Linked DNA regions of Mus musculus: region 1 is linked to region 2. A link is a loop called in an ENCODE intact Hi-C map of the cell type or tissue named here. Cell type or tissue: heart. All regions are shown on one strand. Each heading gives the region's core, and the rest is flanking DNA. Links, peaks and the distances in the headings are about the cores only. Region 1 has its middle 34 kb from the start of Ttc32. Region 2 has its middle 93 kb from the start of Ttc32.

Region 1 (9,434 bases), core at 688-8,687, 59 kb after region 2:
GCATTCCAGGCTGGGCCTCCCAGGGTGCACACATCTCTGTCCAATCGGTCTCCACACCATTAACAGCGCAGATTTCCCCAGACTGATCCCCCCCCACCCCCAGCAGGCTCATTGGGCAGGAGGAAGGTAGCTTTCCTGAAACAAAGAAAGTTGTTTTGCCGAGGAACCCATCAGAACAAAAGTGGGGCATCTTTCTTCGAAACGGTCTGAGACCTCTGTGCCAGGGTTGGAGAGGGGTACGCGGTAAGGTTGAAGAATGTCGTGGGCACAGAAGGGCATCTAGTTTCATCAGTCCTTGTGTAGCAGAAGCCAGGGGCACCACGCCAATATTGTCAATAAGCAGGATTTGTAAATTTCTGCCCTTTGGCGATGGTCTTCCATTGTATAGGTATCTGTTTTCCTATTTCCCCCAATCAACCCTTCAATTATCTCTACAAATGCCTATTAATCAGCTTCTATGAACTATTCGGACAATGGCCACTGCCTGATGAGCCTAGAACTTAAAGAGAACTACCATGCCTTGCTGGATACCACGGGTCAGGATCTTCTCCTTGCCCAACTTCCATCTTCCCTAGTTATCCATTCCTGGGTGGAAGCTTAGCGATCTCTGCAAAGAGGTTGGAAATCCTTGCTAACGCACCCTCAATGTGGTTTTTGTCATGAGGTCATTGAGGACCAAGGCCCTCCTGGTTCCCATGGTTACCTCTGGTAAGTGGAAAGGTTACCCAAAGGAGATAGGCCCTGTGAAGGCCTGAATCAACTGCACAGCTATCAAGGAAAGTCCCAGGGAATGTAAGCAGCCAAGTAGTCACCAAGCAGAACTCTAAATCGCACAGGAGAAAGAAGCTATTTCCATGAAGACACTCTCCATTCCGCTGCCTTCTTTCTTACATCTTAGGAGCAAACATTCTGTCACCTTCTTGGTTTTATACTGGGTTGTTTGTTTTGTTGTTTTGTTTTGTTTTGAGATCTGGATAAGATCCTCAAAATCCTAACAACGGTTGCTTAGAGGTAAGCTTCCTTAGTGCTTTTTCAGACTGCGCTTGATGGGGGAACACAGAGCCCTCTAAGAAGTACTGTCAGGGTTGACTATGGAGTCAGGTAGGCAGTGTTCTCCCTGACCCACCTGTGATGATTAGTTACTTTCTACTTTCAACTTCCCACAATGTAGACAGAGTCTCAGTGAGACATTGCCTAGATCAGGGTAGCCTCCGTGCAGTGCACGTCCTGGAATGGGAAGTACCTTGATGAAGTTAACTAATGTTGGACAATCCACTGTAAGTGGCACCATTCCCTAGTAAAATATCCTAGACTATATATGAGTTGAGAAACCAAGCTGAGCATCAGTAAGGATGCATGCATTGATTCTCTGCCTTCTGCATGTGACCGTGCCTACGGTACGACTAGCTGCCTCAAGTTCTTGCCATTTTGTGTTTCCCACAGTGATGGACTGTGACCTTGAATCATGAGCCAAACAAACCCTCTCTCCTTCAAGGCGCTTTTGTCGCGGTATTTTATACAGCAACAGGAAATGAAACAAGATATCATCCTCTGTAACTCGGATATGATGGTTTTTGCTTTCTCTTGATCTATTTTATATCATCGTATTTGTCAGTTATTTCTTAGAAACTTGTTCTCTTCTAATGAGAAACAGAAAGGAAGTGGATCCAGAAGGGACAGGTGGTGGGGAAGACCTGGGAGGAATGGGGAGACGAAAGTATAATCAGAATATATTGTATGAGAAGAGAGTCTATTTTCAATAGATTAAATAAATAATCAATAATAACAGGAAAATAAAATTAAAATAAAAAGGGAAATTTGAAGAGTGGTTTTTAAGCTTATCTCTTTGTAGATGCAGTGTTATATGAGAAGTTAGTTCCTCCTGGAACTTCTCTTGCTGTTTCCAGAGAGAAAAGCCAAGGCTAAGGAGACTCAGGGACTCAGAGAAGGGACTCATCAGGAACCCTGCAATGTGTTGATAAGTGAGCTCTAGCTGCTTGACGGGAGTGATTTCCAACAATTTATTCAACCATCAAGACACAGGAAAAAAATGCTGCTCAGGAGGGCTAGGGGTAAAAGATAAAGGGTAGGGCCAAAGTACAGGACAAGCAGCCCCTGACTCTGAACCTACGAAATGCAATGGCATGGGATTCTCCCACAGATGAAACCACACTCAGTCCAGATTTGCCCAAGGTGAGGCCTGAGACCTGGGCAGGTGGCACCTATGCTAGATCATTCCTCGGAAGGATTGATCAAAGTCCTACAAGCAAGCTTGGTAATGTCCCGCTTTCAGAGCCAGTCGTGGAAGTGAGCACAGAGGCAGGTCATGCTCGAGACACTTGCTGGCTCAGGTATGGAATCCTTCAGAGCTCCAGGCAAAGCCCCAGGTGGGGTGAGTCACCACCAGGAGACGTGGTGTCAGCGTCTAGCTAGTACTCAAATAGATGGTGAATAATCTGTTGGAAGCAGCTGAGGGCCGTACATATTCTACAGCTATCAAAAGTGGACTGTACATTGTTTTTAAACTTATTTCATTTTCTCTTTTGCCAGAAAAAAAAAAAAAAAAAAACCACACACACAAATTTTGGACCATGAGAACAACCCTGGTTTCCTGCTCTGCGGCCTTATTTCCCAGGCCCAGGTTTTTATTGGTGTTTTGTCTGCAGCGGGCTTTGGCCATGTAAATATGGACAAAATGAGGTAACTCACAGATTCGCTGGCTGCTCTGAGGCTAATGGGTGATGAGTCTGCTTGTCAGCAAAGAGACAGACAAGCAGGCACTCCAAGCAAGTAACTCACAGTCCCAGAGGCTTGAGGTCAGAGGGCAGTGCTTCAGAAACTGGGCAAAACAGAACAATATCTTCCCTTGCTATTGGAGGGAGGGACAATACCTTTGCTATTGTCTCATAGGTACTTCAGTACTTCACACTGAGTATCACGGTCTTGTGAGCGACAGTGATTTTACTGTTTCTGAATCAACCACATGATCTAGAATAGGAGAAATGGATGAAGGTGAACATCCCCTAATTTTTCTCTAGCTCCTTCCTGGCCATCTCTACAGAAGAGAGAGACAACACAGTAGGAATAGAGGGCAGAGTGAGGGGATATTCTGGATGCCTAAGGGCTGAGGTAGAGTCAACTCATAAAAACAAATGTAACATTGCTCACAACAAAGCGGCATGCATCAAATCCACACTAATCATGCTTACTTCGACCCTTACCAAACTCAAAGGCAGCCATCATTGCACACCCTCATTGACTAAACTCTGCCTTTGTCTGTACCAACCTATGGCTACACTCCTCAGCAGATCCCCAACCCACCTAGTTCATTGGCTTTAGGCAGGTACAGGAGATTAAGAAGAGCTTTCACTGTCAGAAGGGCCATTTGGGGCCTGGCTAAGGCTTTGCCTTCAGGGGCTCATCAGGAAACCAGTCAATACTCAAAAGTCACATCTCTCCCTAGCTGAAAGCAGTAAGCATGCCCTGTCTCCTCTCTGTTTATTTACCTGTGAATATCTGAGGTCCACACCGTAGACTTTCCAAGCTCACCAATATCTGCTGCTTCTCTTCTTCTGGTCCCAACTGTGGGCAACTAGTGGAAATGATATGTGTCATTTCCAACTTGTAGCATTAAATGACATATATATGAGCACTCTAATGATCAACACTGAGTGGAGAGCTTGTATGGAGAAAGGGAGAGAAACAGATAGCAGGGCCTGGAGCTGTCAGTGAAGCTTTGCCAAGAGTACAGAATCTGGATGCCGAATCCATCTTGTCTCCTCTCAGCCAGCAGCTACTTTGCCATCATAAGATTCACCCTGCTGACCCCTCCTCATCTGCCCTCACTCAGATCAGCTACAAAACTGCAGGTACCCCATGAAATGGGAAAGTGTGTGTCTGCAATTTTAGAAACTCATTGAGAATTCCAAAATAGTGTTGAGATGGTTCAAAGGGACATACTCAACAAACCGCGAGCACAGGAGGGGCCAGCACAATGCAAGGGTTCTCCCACTCACTCCATTACCTCAGTGCTCCAGGGAAACAGGGGGTTCTAGGACTTTTCTCAAGGTTGTACAGCTAGTAACACGGGCTTCTCTCGCGTCTGGTACCTCATGCCATGCTGTGGGACAGTAGACATCCTGACCCCTTAGGTTCAGTCATCTGGTTGCATATGAAATCCAGACATGAGTCTCAGACCCAGCATCCCAAATACCGTCAGTAAAATGTGTGAGAAGATGGGCTATCCCTATACACTGCTGCTGACTGCGTGTATCTGCCAATATTTGTCCGCAGTATATTGGGGTTGAGAAGTGTGATCTTCATGGCTAAGTCAGGAGGGCAGAGAGCACTGTCCCAAGAGAAGGTTTATGATCTCTAAGGTAGATTTTGATGAAAGGAAGATTTGGGTTCTCCCTCCCTCCCTTCCTCCCTTCCTCCCTCTCACCACACGAGGTCTTCTCCATTTAATGATTCAACAAAATGTCCCAAACATGGCTCTTGACCTTGAACTTCCAGTCTCCAAACCAGAAGCTAACAAAGCCCTGTTGTTCGTTCCCCAGTCTGTGCTGTTCTGCTACAGCAGGCAAGAATATACACCACACTGAGGAAAGAGGCCGTGAGAGCTGAGAGCTCAAGGGGCCCCCGTGCAATTCCAGGCACCTCAGAGGAAGTACCAGGGCATCATTAATACCAGGGTGGGTCAGTGCTATAAAGGAGGCTGCAGGTAATTCATACACTGCAGAGGTTGCTGATGGCCCAGATACAGTGTGTGTGGAGAAGGCCCTATCCCTACAGCCACAGGGCCTCCAGGAGACAGAGATGACTCTTCAAAACCAGGATCTAATTCTGACTCCTCTTGACCTTGGAGGACAGCAACAGGCAGTGAGGAAAGAGACCTGGTCTCATCTCCAGCTCTCACAAACTAGGAGATCCTCAGAGGCAATGTTTTCTCAGAGCCTTGTGCTTCCCTAATAAAGTCCAAAGCAGGCCCTAAAATCATGTCTTTGCTTCAAAGACAGGGCATGTTAGTTAGCCTCAGTGTACTGAATTCTAAGTCCTCATGGGGACAGAGGAAGACAGGATGTTAGAGTTTCCTTTCTTCCTAAGATTCTGGAGCGGGACTCCCTGCCCAGGTCCCAGTCACAGCGAGCACCCCCACAGCTGGGTGTAATCTCACATAGTCTGGGTTGCTCCAGACCAGAACTTGGCCTTGAAACAGCTAGCAGCCCGCTGTCCAGCTGGCAATGGTGGGGTCTTGAACAAAAAGCTATGTGTAAACTGTCAATAAAAATCCCTCTCTTGAATTCTCCACCCAGCTCTAACGAACCCCACCGAGCCATTTATAAAGCCCAAGTGGGGAAGATCTCATCCGTCCCCCCTGAGCCTCTACCACCTCCTGCCTGCCTAAGCAGAGCTTAGCCCTTGTGTGTCTTTCAAATGCTATCCCAGACAGGCAGGTTCTCCCCTGCAAAGCCTGGGTCCAAACCTCAGGTAGAGGGCTTGGGCAGAGACACAGAACCTCCAATACCATGTGCCTTCAGTCACCCTCCCCAGCAGGGAGAACAGACCTGAATGTAGCAGCCTTTCATAAATTCTTTTCTCAATGTGTGTGTGTGTGTGTGTGTGTGTATGCGTGTGTGTGTGTGTGTGTGTGTATGTGCGTGTGTGTGTGTGTGTGTGTGTGTGTGTTGAGATGCAGTTGTGTGCATCTGTCAACTTCTAGTGTTATTCCTTGGATGTCACCTACCTTATTTTTCTGAGACAGAGTCCCTTGTTTTCTGAGGCAGGGTCTGGGGAGGTCTAGAACCTGGGGCTTGCTGATTAGGCTAAGCTGCCTAGCCAGTGAGCCCCACCTCTTTCCCCCTTCAGCACTGGAATTACAAACACACGCTGCCATGCCCGGTTCTTTCATTTATTTTTTTAACATGGACTCTGATGCTCCAACTCAGGTCCTCACACTTACCTGACAAATACTTCGCCTACTGAGCTAGCACTCCAGGTTCTTAGAACCCAGGTGATGGCTATATAGAGTTTAAGACATCCAACAGCAACAGGGAGCTACATAAAGAAAATGGCTGATGTTCCAACATGGGATTCTAATCATTGCATTTTAGACAAGACAAGAAAGCTGCAGAAAGAGAGGTCAGGTGCTGGTCTGAGGTCACTCAACTTGTCTGCACTCTGTGCCCTAGCAATGAAAGGAACACAGTGTCCCTCCTCAAGTCCCAAGTCCTACACAAATTCTGACGCCATGCTTTCACCCCAAAATAAAGCAAAGACAGAGACAGCTCCAGCTTTCCCTGTATACCAGAGTCCAGCATCCAACGCTATTTCTACCAAAAGACTCAAACCCCCAGGTCTACATGATGAGAATAACTTTCCCAGGGTGTCAGTTTCCCTGAGCTCCCCAGTAAGACAGACTAGGAACTGTGCTGTTCACCACAGAGCCCCTTAAACCACAGAGGCCAGGCATGGGCATCCTGACCAAGGTGAAGGTGAGTTTGCAGGTGACCTTCAAATGCCCTCCCTGCAATGGTGTGAATAGGGCTAGAAGGATAGGCTGGAACACCAAACACTCATCCTGACCCATGGGAGGTGATGAGGACCCTGCGCTTACACTGGCGTAAGATGAAGACAAAGCAGATGGTGAAACGACTGCCTGAGTCGGGGAGGAAATAATAATAGGAACAAGTATCTTGTGTGTGGACAAGATCAAATCAGGGCACTGTGGGCCCCTGGGGGAAACAACCAGTAGACTGAGAAGGGGGTCCCTGGAGATCACGGGATGGGGACCCTCCAGGCTAGAGGTGCAGGAGCTATCCTGTCTCAATATGGTGGCAGTGTGCTAGAGACTCACATTCTAAAATGGTCTCTCTCCTTATCCTCACTGAGAGCTATGTGATCCAAGCCCTAGTATAGTACAACCACCAAGAACACCAGGGCATTAACATATTCTAAATCTCTTATTTGTGTGTGTGTGTGTGTGTGTGTGTGTGTGTGTGTGTGTGTTCTCAAGTATACCATAGCACCTGCGGAGGTCTTAAGACAACTTGTACAGGTAGGTTCTTTCCATACATCATGTGGATTCCTGATCATCAGACTTGACAGCAAGCATCTTAACCCACTGAGCCATCTTGCTGGCCTGAGCACTGAATTTTAAGACAGCTCAGCCCAGAACATGTTATGATCTTAAACAGAATTACACAGAGAAGAGAAAAAATGGGTGTGACTCTGTGATGCTAAAACCCTTTGTATCCCAAGGCAGGAAGTGGCTCGATGGCCTCATCTCATCGCCAGGACGCTTCCTTCCTTATCTCCACAATCCCTCCATGCTATCGTCTTCCCTGACAGCAGTGCATTCTTTAGCTGAAATTTTCATTTCTTTAAAAAGTTGGTTTTGCCGCAGATTCTCTCTCTCTCTTTTTTAACCTTGGGTTACTCTTGCTACATGACTCAACTCTAGTGGTTTTGAGACTCAGCTGCACAGTGCAATCCTGGCGATGCTAGAACCTGCTCTATAGACCAGACCAGCCTTGAACTTACAGAGAGCCACCTGCCTCTGTCTCCCAGGTGCTGGTAGTATAGGCCGGCACTGCTATGACCCACTTCAAGAAGGTTTTCTGTAATATGTAACTGATGGTGTCCACTTACACCCCCATAAACACTCATTCATACATTCATTCGACAAATTTAATTAAGCGTCACGTACATACCAGGTGCTGGGGTGGAACATGAAACGAAGGCATTCCTGCCTCATGAACCCTGAGTTGGTTATTGTTTGTAATAATATTATAAGATAAGTAGTGAAAGTGAAAATAAACAAAGCAGGAGAGAGACTGGGGAGCAGGTGGGGTACCTGATTCGAGTGTCAAAGGGATTTCATTCAACTGAATAAAGACCTAGGAGCAGAAACTAGGAAGCCATGCAGATGTCTGGGCAAAGAGCAAGGGAAGCAGAAGCAGCAGGAAGCAGGAAGTCCTTGAAGGAGCAAAGGCAGGACACAAATGCAACAGGCTTCAAGTCCGACACTGTTCCATGGAGTCCAGCGGCATCCACAGCTGGCCACTCACAGCGACCCAGAAATGCAGAGGGACTGGACTGAACTTTCCTCTAAGGTTCCTACTACGTTATTGTCCTCAACACTGACAACATACTTCACAGGAAAGACAGCTCTACCATCATCCTAGAGACAAATGCAGCTATCCCCGGACCACGTCCCTCCCTGTCTTTCTTGTCCTCCTCTGACTCCACTCCGGATTGTCTACATCAATCAGTCTCCATCTTTCACTAAATCATGATGTGCAGCTCCCCACATAAGGGAGGGAGAGAAGGCGCACCTCCCGTCCGTTCACACACAACTCGAGTTGCCTTCACCCAGACGAATGACCTCCATGTTGGGCAGTGGGTGTACGGAGCCGCCCTCCCCTTCCCTTTGTAATTCACGTCACCTCCAATACTAAAAATATGCATCACACAAAATTGTTCCCTTTTTGCAAGATGTTCAGAGAAAAATCTGTATTTAATTTATGGGCAATTTATAATGGAAATAGACCATATAAAATGTATACAAATGTGTAGGGCTGTATATAGGGTTTGGAACGAGGCAGTTTAAGTTAGCAATAATTAACATGAAGGGGCTCGTCCTTGCTGCCAGGTAGACTTAGACTGCCTAGACTTTAACTAAACTTAAACCAGAAAGGGATCAGGGCCCAAGGTCCAAGCATTTTTTCAGTTCTGCAGAGGACATCAGGACACGTAGCTGACGACAATCCATCTTACCAAGACTGCCAAAGCCGTAAGTTTAGACCATGCCTTCATTGCGTTACTTGGACAGAGGATAATGAAACCATTCCCAGTGCCCCAAACCCACCCTAGGCCACAGGGTTTTCAAAGCTGTCATGGACACACAGGACACCTGTCTGTCCCCACCCGTGGCTCCTGGGACCTCCCAAGCCATTTCGCCGATGTTCTAGGGACAGGGACTGCCCTGCTTGAGCGGAATAAGAGTTACAGAAAACCTCAGAGCTGCCAGGAGCTATTTCCAGGGGACTTTGATCAACCAATGCTGTAATCTCTGAAGGGAAACATACTTCATTTAGAAAATATTCTCTGGTGTCATTCCCAAGGAGAAGGCACACTTGTTTTCTGGAACAACAAAGTTTGCTCATTCTCTTACCCTCTCTCCCTCACTAGCTCACTCACTCTGGCTTCCTCCTTCCCAGCCATGAGTACTGTGGACTGAAATGTCCCACAAACAACCTTGCTGGAGAGTAAAGAATCATAGAACAGTCTGCTGGCCAGAAGAGCTTGCTTTCAACAGTGCCCAATTAGGAGCCAAAACCCTAGACGGCGACAATACCCTAGCCTAAAGGCCAAATCCCAGGCTCCAGCCTCCATCCTACTACCCCCAGCAGCCCACAGTCCCAGGCTCTCTG
Region 2 (9,434 bases), core at 809-8,808:
GGGAGGTAGGAAAGTAGAGGAAAGGAGAGAAGGAAGGAGAGAGAGAAAGAGAGAGAGAGAGGAAGAAGTAAGCACACTGGACCTGAGGGCTCTGTCGAGACTAAGTCCACTATAAAACAAAAATAACATAATTTAATACCATGTCCCAAAGTGCTCCAGGAAACAAACAAACAAAAAGATTTATTCCTCCTGCTTCAAGAGTACAACATAGAAAAGTGGGCCTTGTGGCAGGAATAAGAGCTCATCCAGCAGAGAACAGGAAAGTGGCATTCTAGAACATTCTCCTCTCTTGGTAGAGATGAGCTGGCACTCCCTGAGCCGTGAGTGCCGTCCAAGGACAAAGCTGTCTTCATCGTTTTCAATAAGCAAAACCATACTGGTCTTCAGTTTTAAATTAATGTCTTCTCCCTCATCCTTGCTCTCCCAGGAGGAGGAACCATCTTTCCAACCCCCTGGGGCACATCTGGTTTTCCATGGTCTCCTGTTGTGATCTGCACTTTATCCCCTGGGTGGCTGGTTTGCTCCATCAAGCAAGAATGTCTGGATTCTCTGCATTCTGTGCACAAACTGCAGGGGCTGCCTAGTCCCTTTCCTGACAGCCCAGAGCCAGTGCTCCAGGGAACCCAGAAGCGCATGCATGGGGGGGGGGGGGGGGGGGCAGGACTTGCACAACAGGCAGACACCTCCCCCCCCCCCCAAGCCTGGTGAGACCCAGCTTCAAAGCTGGATGAGCGAGTGACCAAAGGTCACAGCTGAGTGATGCCGGAAAAGCAGGGAGATCGCCCAGGTAAGGTGAAGAGCCCAGAGTGGACGCAAGGAATAGAGGTTGTACTCATCACAAACACAACATGATGTGATTGATGTTAAGGCCACAAGTGAAGTATGATTAGGGTTCACACAAGATCTAAAAGTTGGACACTCTGAGGAAGAACCTTAAATGTACTAGAAGTTGCCAAGACTGAATTACAAGTTCTGGCTGGTCTGTATAGGAAGATCTGCAGTGAAAACCTCCTCTCAGCCACCAGTGGGGAAGTGCCCTGGCCCCTGAGATGCTCTGTGATCTGTGAACAAAGTGTGCTTTCCTCACACAGAACAACTCCTCCTCCTCCTCCTCCTCCTCCTCCTCCTCCTCCTCCTCCTCCTCCTCCTCTGTTATGGCTTCTCTTATGTCTGCAGTGTGGACAGGCCCTAGCAGGAACTGCAAACTCCTGACAAGATCGCCCAAGAATAGAAACCATGCTAGGATCTCAGCGAAGGGGTGGAGGCCCGCCCTGCTCTTGACTTCTTACTTAACAACTGTTGTTTCTTAGGTCAGTTGTTTCTCTCTCTCCTCCTTCTTTCCTCCCCTCCCTTCCCTTCCTTCAAGCTCTTTTCCTTCCCTTTCTCCCTTGGGTCCCTCCCTTCCTTCTTCCTTTTCTTCCTTTCTTTCTAGCACACAGCCAAACATGACCCCTCCTTGACATACCTAACATTCACGAGATACTGAGTATCTGATACACTAGATTTTTCTGGGTAATTGGAGACATGAGGAAACAGTTGATTCCCCATGAACTGAAGGCCTGAGCTTCAGGCTATGCAGTACTGTGCAGACCTCAGAGCATCTTCAGAGGCCTCTTCTCTGGCTTCCCTGCACCCCTTCCTTCTTTCTCTCCCTCCTCCTTCTCCCCATCCTCCCTCTCCTCTTTCTTCTCCACTTTACATTCTTTTATCTCCTTAAGCTTCTCCACAACAGAATCAGGTCCTGTAACATTTATTGACACCAGTGAGACCAAGACTATTTATCACTATGCCCAAGAAAGGACAAAGCATGAACCCGCATTTGCCCATGTTCCTCTACCCAGACCCTTCTGCCACCCAGCCTCAGTCAGCTCATCTAACAAATGGGGCCAAAATGTCTTAAAAGCTACAGATGTGAAGGACTGCTCCAATTTGAAATAGGGGCTTATTTCTATTATGTTTAGTGATTTTCTTCTGTCTGAATGAACAGTCTGAAGCGTCTTCAGGATATTCCCAGCTTGTAAAACCACTCTGCCAAAATACTTGTGGCTTTGCTTAGGGGCACTGCTTCCCTGAGGCAGATAGTTGTCTGCTGTTTGCTGAGCCTCAGCCAGCACCCAGCCCCATCTCATCCAGACAGAGCTGAGGACCATATCTGTTTACCCCATATACTGGCCCCCTGTGTCAGGATAAGAGCCTCACAGGCCTCACCACTCAATGCATAAGCCCCTACATCATGGGCCTCATAAGGAAAATGCACAGTCCTGGACAAGATACAAGAAGTTCAAGCCATTCTGATGATATGAACCTTTACCGTGGCTTACAATAGGCACAGATGTACCCCAGGACACCACAAATGCCACTGGGATCTTGAAAGCACCATATTCTCCCAGTGACCCTTTGCATCTAAGCAGAGGTTCTATCTGATAGTATCTGTGCTGGTGCCTAGAGTTGAGTGGTCCATTCCAGGAAACATATGCCAAAGGTAGCCTGGAGAAGTAGGAACCAGTAAACGATGAAGAGAGAAGAGAGAATCTGGGAGTAGATAGGTTCAGTGTGATCCTGGTGGAATCTAAGCCAGGATGTGGGCAGTAGAAACAGACAATAGATGTGTGATGATTAGAGAATCGATAGAGTAATCGAGGGCAGTCATGGAGAGAAAACAAAATGATCATTCAGCATGTGGCTCATGTGTGTACCTAGGAACACAGCAATTGTATTTTTTAACTTTCTTTTTAAATTTTATTTATTGACTTTATATATCAGTATCAGTACCCCCTCTCCTCCCATTATCCCCTCATGCAGATCCCCCCCCCTCATTCCCTAAGATAAGAAAACATGGCACTGACCAAGAGACATTAAGAGATGCTAAAGAAAACAGCCTTCCCCAGGGCTGGAACACCACAGCTTCCCTAGCAACAGACAGTGTTCTTTCACCAGTTACAGCTACCTAAGCCACATTCTGTCCCCCTCTAGGTCTTTCTTAGAGCTGCCACATGCAAACCACACAAACCTGTCCCTGTGCCTGATATAGTCTGATAGTCCCATGGCGCTGTTGTTTCAACAGTGTGTGAGCTTAGTCAACAGGCTGAGACCAATGAAGTCTCTGTTCTGGACCACAGAGCCCAGCTGCACCTCCATATGAGAGAATCCGTTCTCCCTGGCATCAATCGCGCCTTGATTCTTGATATTCGTTCCTATTGAGGGGGGAAGAGATTGAACTGAGACTCCTCTGATTTGTCCTCAGGCATTTCCCTCCGGATTCCCCTTTGGCTCAACAGACCCTTCCTATCAGGCTTTTCGGCTTCTGAAAAGAAGAAATACTGATAACAAGTCCCAGGGGAAGTCAGAGATAAGAAATGCCCCTGAAGGCCCATTCATCACAGCTCTTTCAGAGCCAAATCAGCCGCAAGCGACCAGTTTGCCTGGGACAGTCATCTTATGCATTGTATGCATGGAGATATGTGTGTGCTTGTGTGTGCTCATGAAAGGGTCACCTGTCTGCATGGGTGTGGAGCTGGAGAAGGCCATCAGGTGCCCTCTACTGCTCTCCTTCTTGGTTCCTTTAGACAATCTCTTACTGAACCTGACGCTAGGCTGGCAGCTAGCAGGCCCCAATGATCCTCCTGTCTCTGTCCCTATACCCCGCTATTAGGATTATAGGTACACATGGCCACACCTAGCTTTTTATATCGGCACTGGGATCTAAACTCAAATTCCTATACTTATACCACAAGTGCTCTTAGCCACTGAGTTATAGATCCAGGAAAAGCTTTAAGTCTCAAACAAACTGGAATAGCTGGTCACCCTAGCTGCAAAATGGTGTTCTGATATTCAGACAGCAAGTAACCCTGAGTTCTGCTGAGAATGCACCAATGGGTACTAATAGACGTACTGGTCTAGAACTATCTAGGTTTCTCCACTGAGTATCGTCCTCCTTGTATACGACACCTGTCCCCAAGTATCTTTGTTTTCAGGCACTGGCCGGAAAGCTAGACATACAGCCTGTGCTCCATAGGGATGACAGAATGCTCTCAAATCCTGTCCTTCAGCTTTGCTGGTCTTTGTTTTCTCATCAGGGAAAAGCATCTGTTTCTAATGGGGCACTGGCAATCAAGAATTCCCAGAACACATTCAGGTTACTGCTCCTCACTCAGAGACAGGCACTCTCAACCATCTTGGTAAATCTTACAGCAATCATGTTGCTTGGTTTGGTTTGGTTTTTGGTCTTTCAAGACAGGGTTTCTCCGAGTAACGCTGGATATCCTGAAACTCACTCTGTAGTCCAGGCTAGCCTCAAACTCTCAAAGATATCCTCCTGCCTCTGCCTCCCAAGTGCTGGAATTAAAGGCATGTGCCCACCACCCAGCATTGTTTGTTTGTTTGTTTGTTTGTTTGTCTGTTTTATGAACTTTCTGAGACAACCTTTCACATCAGCTTTCTTGGAAAATGAGCAGCTAAGCAGCTCTAGGAGCAAAGGGATAATGCACATAAACAATGGACTCCACCAAGGACCAAGTGATAGTGCACATAGATAACTGACTCCACGACAAACAAGAAACCTCTGAAAGAAGAGCAGAAGACATGAGAAGGGAAGGAGACAGCAGCACCAGGAAGGGCAAAGGTGGCCGGGGTGAGACCACACAGCCTGGCCCAAGAAGCCAAAGTGAGTGCTTTGCCTTTTAAATCATCTCTTATTTTGCAATAGTTTTCAATCCACAGAAAGATCTGAAGTAGATGTGGGGAGCTGCCTCAGCGTCTCCTGTTGTTAACATCCTCCCTCCCCCATCCCTACCATATATATGCTTCAGAGAGTTCTGAAACCAACATCTCCTGGTAATCCTAACCAAACTCTAGAACTCCAGATTCTCTTAGGCTCTCACTAGTAATTTTTTTTTTAATCTGTTATCTGTTTCAGCATCCACTCTAGTGTAACCATATAGCATTGAAACCTGTGTCTCCTTAGGTTCCTGTGGCCTGCAATGGTTTGTCAAACTGTCCTTGTTACTCAATGACCTTGACAATGTTAAGAAATCTTAGGCAAGTATCTTATAGAGCATCTCTCCCTCAACTTCATCTTGCCAGGTGTTTTGCTTGTGATCAGACAGGAGTGACCAGTTTTGAAAAGAAAATGCTACATGTCTTCTTGGTCATATCATATCGGGTTTCCCACTGACAACAGGACTGGTTAACTTGGTCACTTTACCAAGGTACCAGTCGCTGCACCATAAAGTAAAGCAGCGTGGTTTAATGTTCACCCAACCTTTTCCAAACCTTCTCAGAGAGAATGCCAGCTGAAGTTTCTGTGTCCATCCAAAGACATTGGCCATGACTATTTGTCTAGAAATGACTATCAATCTAATGTTTGTTAAAAAAAAAAAAAAAAAAATCCCTAATGGTCAAACTGAAAAGTGGGGCAACTTCATTTAAAACTCACAGTGATCCCTGCCCATCATCAACCAGGAAAATGCCAACAGAGAAACCATGTGTCACAGCACAGTATCCTCAAAGAAAGCCTACAGCTGCCAGAGAAAGGGGGCTATTGGACTCACTGCTATGACAATCTGTCTTTTGCTGTGTTGAATAGGGCGGGTGAGTTCCTATAGCTTTTCTGTCATATCCCAACCTCTTCACTCTCCTCTCTTTGTCTTCTGGTTGCCTTCCTCTATTAAAGGACTCACCGTAAACAATTTTTAACCCTTAGCTATGCTTGCTAGAGTTGTCTCTGTTCTCCTTCATTGCAGGGAAAAGAAATCTGGAAGTGTCCCTTCCTGCTCCTAAAGAAATACACAATTTTCTTTAAACACATATGTGTGTTTTTCCAGTCCAAAAGTGGGGACACATTTTCTACTGTGTGGTCTGGGAATGGCAGCATGTTTGACACCAGAATTGTCTAGTTACCACCTCTAACCCTCCAACAGGACAGGGTGCAACAGAAATGGAAGGATATTTTAAGTGTTGCCACACTCCAAAGTTGAAGGGGACCTCAGAACTCATCTGGTCCAACTACCTCATTCTGCAAATGGGAAACTAAAACCTTCTGAGAGACTCATCCAAGGTCACTTAGCAAGTGGATGACCATGGGACAAGAGCCCAGCAGTCTGGACTCCTATTCTGGTAGTCTTTCTACCACCTTGTGGTTGGTCATATTGTGGAGAAATGGGTGCCTTCTACTATGTACCTACTTACAAATATATTATGACAAAAATTTCACCCAGGTACTTTGACAAATAGTGCTGTGAACAGTTCTGATTTTATCAAAATGCAGCTAAGAGTTGACCCAAACTAAATCTAACTCGCAGCCAGCTTCAGATCCAGGCTGAGGCTCCACCTGCTTGCTCAGACTAGACTGAGAGACTCAATCTCGAGCCCAGAAGTCATGAGATAAACCTTGCTCTTGAGGGCTTCTGCTTGATAATATGACAGCTATGGATATTGGAATGCAAATGATGATGTGACTGCAGAGATTTTATAGACCTGGAATGCAGGGGCTGGCAGCCACCAACTGAGCTCCACATCCAGCTGCTCTCAAAGGCTAGAACTGGGCCGGTAGCCCTACCAATAGACTATACTGGGAAACTTGGGAAATGCTTCAAACGTCTGATGTTAAGAGGATCTTCTACCAGTCTACAGAAAATAGCATATCTGCCTGTCTGTCTGCCTGTTTCCTTCTCTACGGGCTTAACCACTAGCCCAGCCTTTCTTCCTTTGTGTCTCTTCCAGCATTTTCCAAGCTATGTTGGAAGTGCAAGACTCTAGAGAAGATCTAGATAATGGTAGGTAGGGTTTGGAAGTTACTCTTGAAGCACACGTTAAGACAATGCTTCTCAGCCTTCTTAAAGCTGCAACACTTTAAAACAGTTTTTCCTGTTGTGGTGATCTCCAACTATAAAAGTATTTCGTTGCTGCCTCATAATTGTAAGTTTGCTACTGTTTTGAATCATAATGATAATATATGATATGCAGGATACTTCATATCTGACCCCCAAAAGGGTTATGATCCACAGATTGAGAACAGCTTTTTTAAGATGTAACAAATACAAGAAAACATATGCACACTAAACACTAAAGGGGTCATTCGCCACACTATGTGACACACGATCACCACACAGGTTAGGAAACCATAATGACATCAATGTCCTCAGTAAATAATTCTAAACATATTCTGTCTTTGTTTGATTCTCTTATCCTTTGGGAAGTTGATCCAAAGTCACATAAGAAGACTACCATTTGGATACTGATGTGAACTTAGAAACTCAACAGAGGTCAACAGACCATACAGCTCAACTCCAGTGTCCAGGTAGTGTCTTCTTGATGCTGAGCCAACAAACCCCTGAGTTGAACCAACAGACCCCTGAATACTTTGTGCTCCCAGTCTCTGCAGAGAACTAAGTTGCATGGTAATAGCAGTTAAGGGTTATCCAATATATTATTCCATTAAAGCCTATATACAAAAAAATTGCCAATGCCCTTCTATGGCCGTTACACATTTTCTATCTGTTTCCACTAATTCTTTCTATGATCTCAGTCCATCCCATTCTTCTACTTTTATATTCCTTTTGCCATCCTCTCCACCCCCATCATCTACTCCTACAGAGCTTTATCAGGCATCACTCTTTGTCCTTCCACCTGAAATGCCCTTCTACCATAAAAATGCCCCCTTCCCGGGTAAACACAGAGCTCATTCATATTCCACATACCCTTAAACGCCTCCCTAAGAGTTCTCTGTCATCTTGTAACCATCTTCTCCATAAAACCCACAAGGAACTTCTTCCATATCTATCTCATGGCTGTGAGACTCCATAAACATCAAGTTGTATTAACATCAGCAATTTATTGAATAGGAACTACGCTCCTGTTTGCAACCATACAGGAAGAGCCAAATCCTCAAGACCCTAGGGATCAAAGACTCTCACTCTCTCTTCACAGCTATAATCCGACTTCATTTGGAGGATCTTAACAAAAAGCATTCCCAAATGTTGATAATGTTCCCTCTCAGCCTGGAAACTTTTTTTTTCCTTCAAACACATCAGCTCCAAAATGCTGGAGTTCTCCCTAAATAAAGAACAAGACAGCCAGATACATTTTTGAGCCAAAAGGTAGGAGCTTACACCAAGTGTTGTGTGAGTCTCCTTAGCACCTGGGTGGGCTCAGAAAAAAAAAATCAGTAAAACTAGATGGGAAAGAAAAGATATTTTAAAGGGGTGTTTTGTTGTTACATAAAAAGCCATATGTAGTGTTTCACAGCTCAAATCAAACACTGGACAGCACCATGGGGTTAGAGATCCTTAGATTCCCTCACTGCTACCATGGCCCAAAGCATCTCTCAAGCTCCAGTTCACACCTGCCAGCAGGTAACACTCACTTAATGGGTGAGATTTGGATGACGTCACCCTCTTTCTACTGCCTAAGGAGGTAGTGAAATTAAAAAACATAATAGCTATACATGAAAAGGAAGTTTTTCCAGGCCACACATGAATAACAGAATCCTGACTTTGTACTCCATGACAAAGGAACAAAGCCAAAAACTGAAAGTCAGGGAAAAACAATACACAGGTAAAGAACAGAGAATTCTCTTTCCTCACCATCTTCTGGTCTTAAGAATGCCTACCAATTCTTAAACCAAGAGTGATGGTGTACACCTTTAATCACACCACTCAGGGGCAGACACAGGCAGATCTATGAGTTCGAGCCCAACCTAGTCTGCAGAGCAAGTTACAGAATAGCCAGAGCTACATAGAGAAACCCTGCATCAGGGGAAAAAAAAAAAAAAAGCCTGTCATTTCTAAAGATATTAATATTAAAAATCACAAGGATATGTTTAGATTTCACACATTCTTTTACAGCAGGAACCCACAACAAGCTAGAAGGCTTCAAGAAAGCTGAAAGATCATTAGCTTTGACAATAGACCTATAAATAGAAGAAGAGGAGATCATGAATATGCTAATGGTTTTCCCTGCTGTGGCCTTGCGGTATTGAGGTTTTAGCCCTAACATGTACATCAATTGGTGCCAAATCTAACCATCTTGCAATCTTCCACGGGAATCCCTGCTTCACATGAAACAAGCAGGATGAATCACAGATGTTAAGGGAGGGGCTGGCATTTCTGCATAAGAAGAGTGCTTCCCTGAAGGGGTTTCATGATTTAGGGTTTGGGATAAGTGCTCTCTCTAAACTGGAGCAATTACCTGGTACTTCAAAGGTTATGAGGACAATGGAGCTTTAAATATTTTCTAAATTAACACATTACACAGAGATAAATCAGCCAGCAGACATGTATTGGATCCATGCAGCATCCTTACTTCCATCGGGGTACAGGCTCCATGTGAACAGGGATCCATCTACTCTACCCTGAAACAACAAACGGCAATGGTGTGGTTGGTATTAATAGGTACTCATCAGATGAGCTCACTGATTAATTCATTCATGAAAAACA

The links. Peaks named below come from ENCODE experiments on the same cell type or tissue, not always from the same donor. Only the 100,000 strongest peaks of a DNase experiment are listed, where the experiment ranks them.
Region 1: a loop joins it to region 2, with 2.1 times the contacts of the local background. A loop is called at or near these places in 3 of 42 quality-filtered maps.

Annotation. Positions count from the first base shown.
Region 1 is chr12:9,059,555-9,068,988 of GRCm38, reverse strand. No RefSeq gene overlaps it. Among named protein-coding and RNA genes, the nearest start is that of Ttc32, 34 kb to the right of the region's middle. In heart, for the core only: no CTCF peak of the experiment used is centred there; a DNase peak (open chromatin) is centred at 5,208.
Region 2 is chr12:9,118,377-9,127,810 of GRCm38, reverse strand. No RefSeq gene overlaps it. Among named protein-coding and RNA genes, the nearest start is that of Ttc32, 93 kb to the right of the region's middle. In heart, for the core only: no CTCF peak of the experiment used is centred there; no DNase peak of the experiment used is centred there.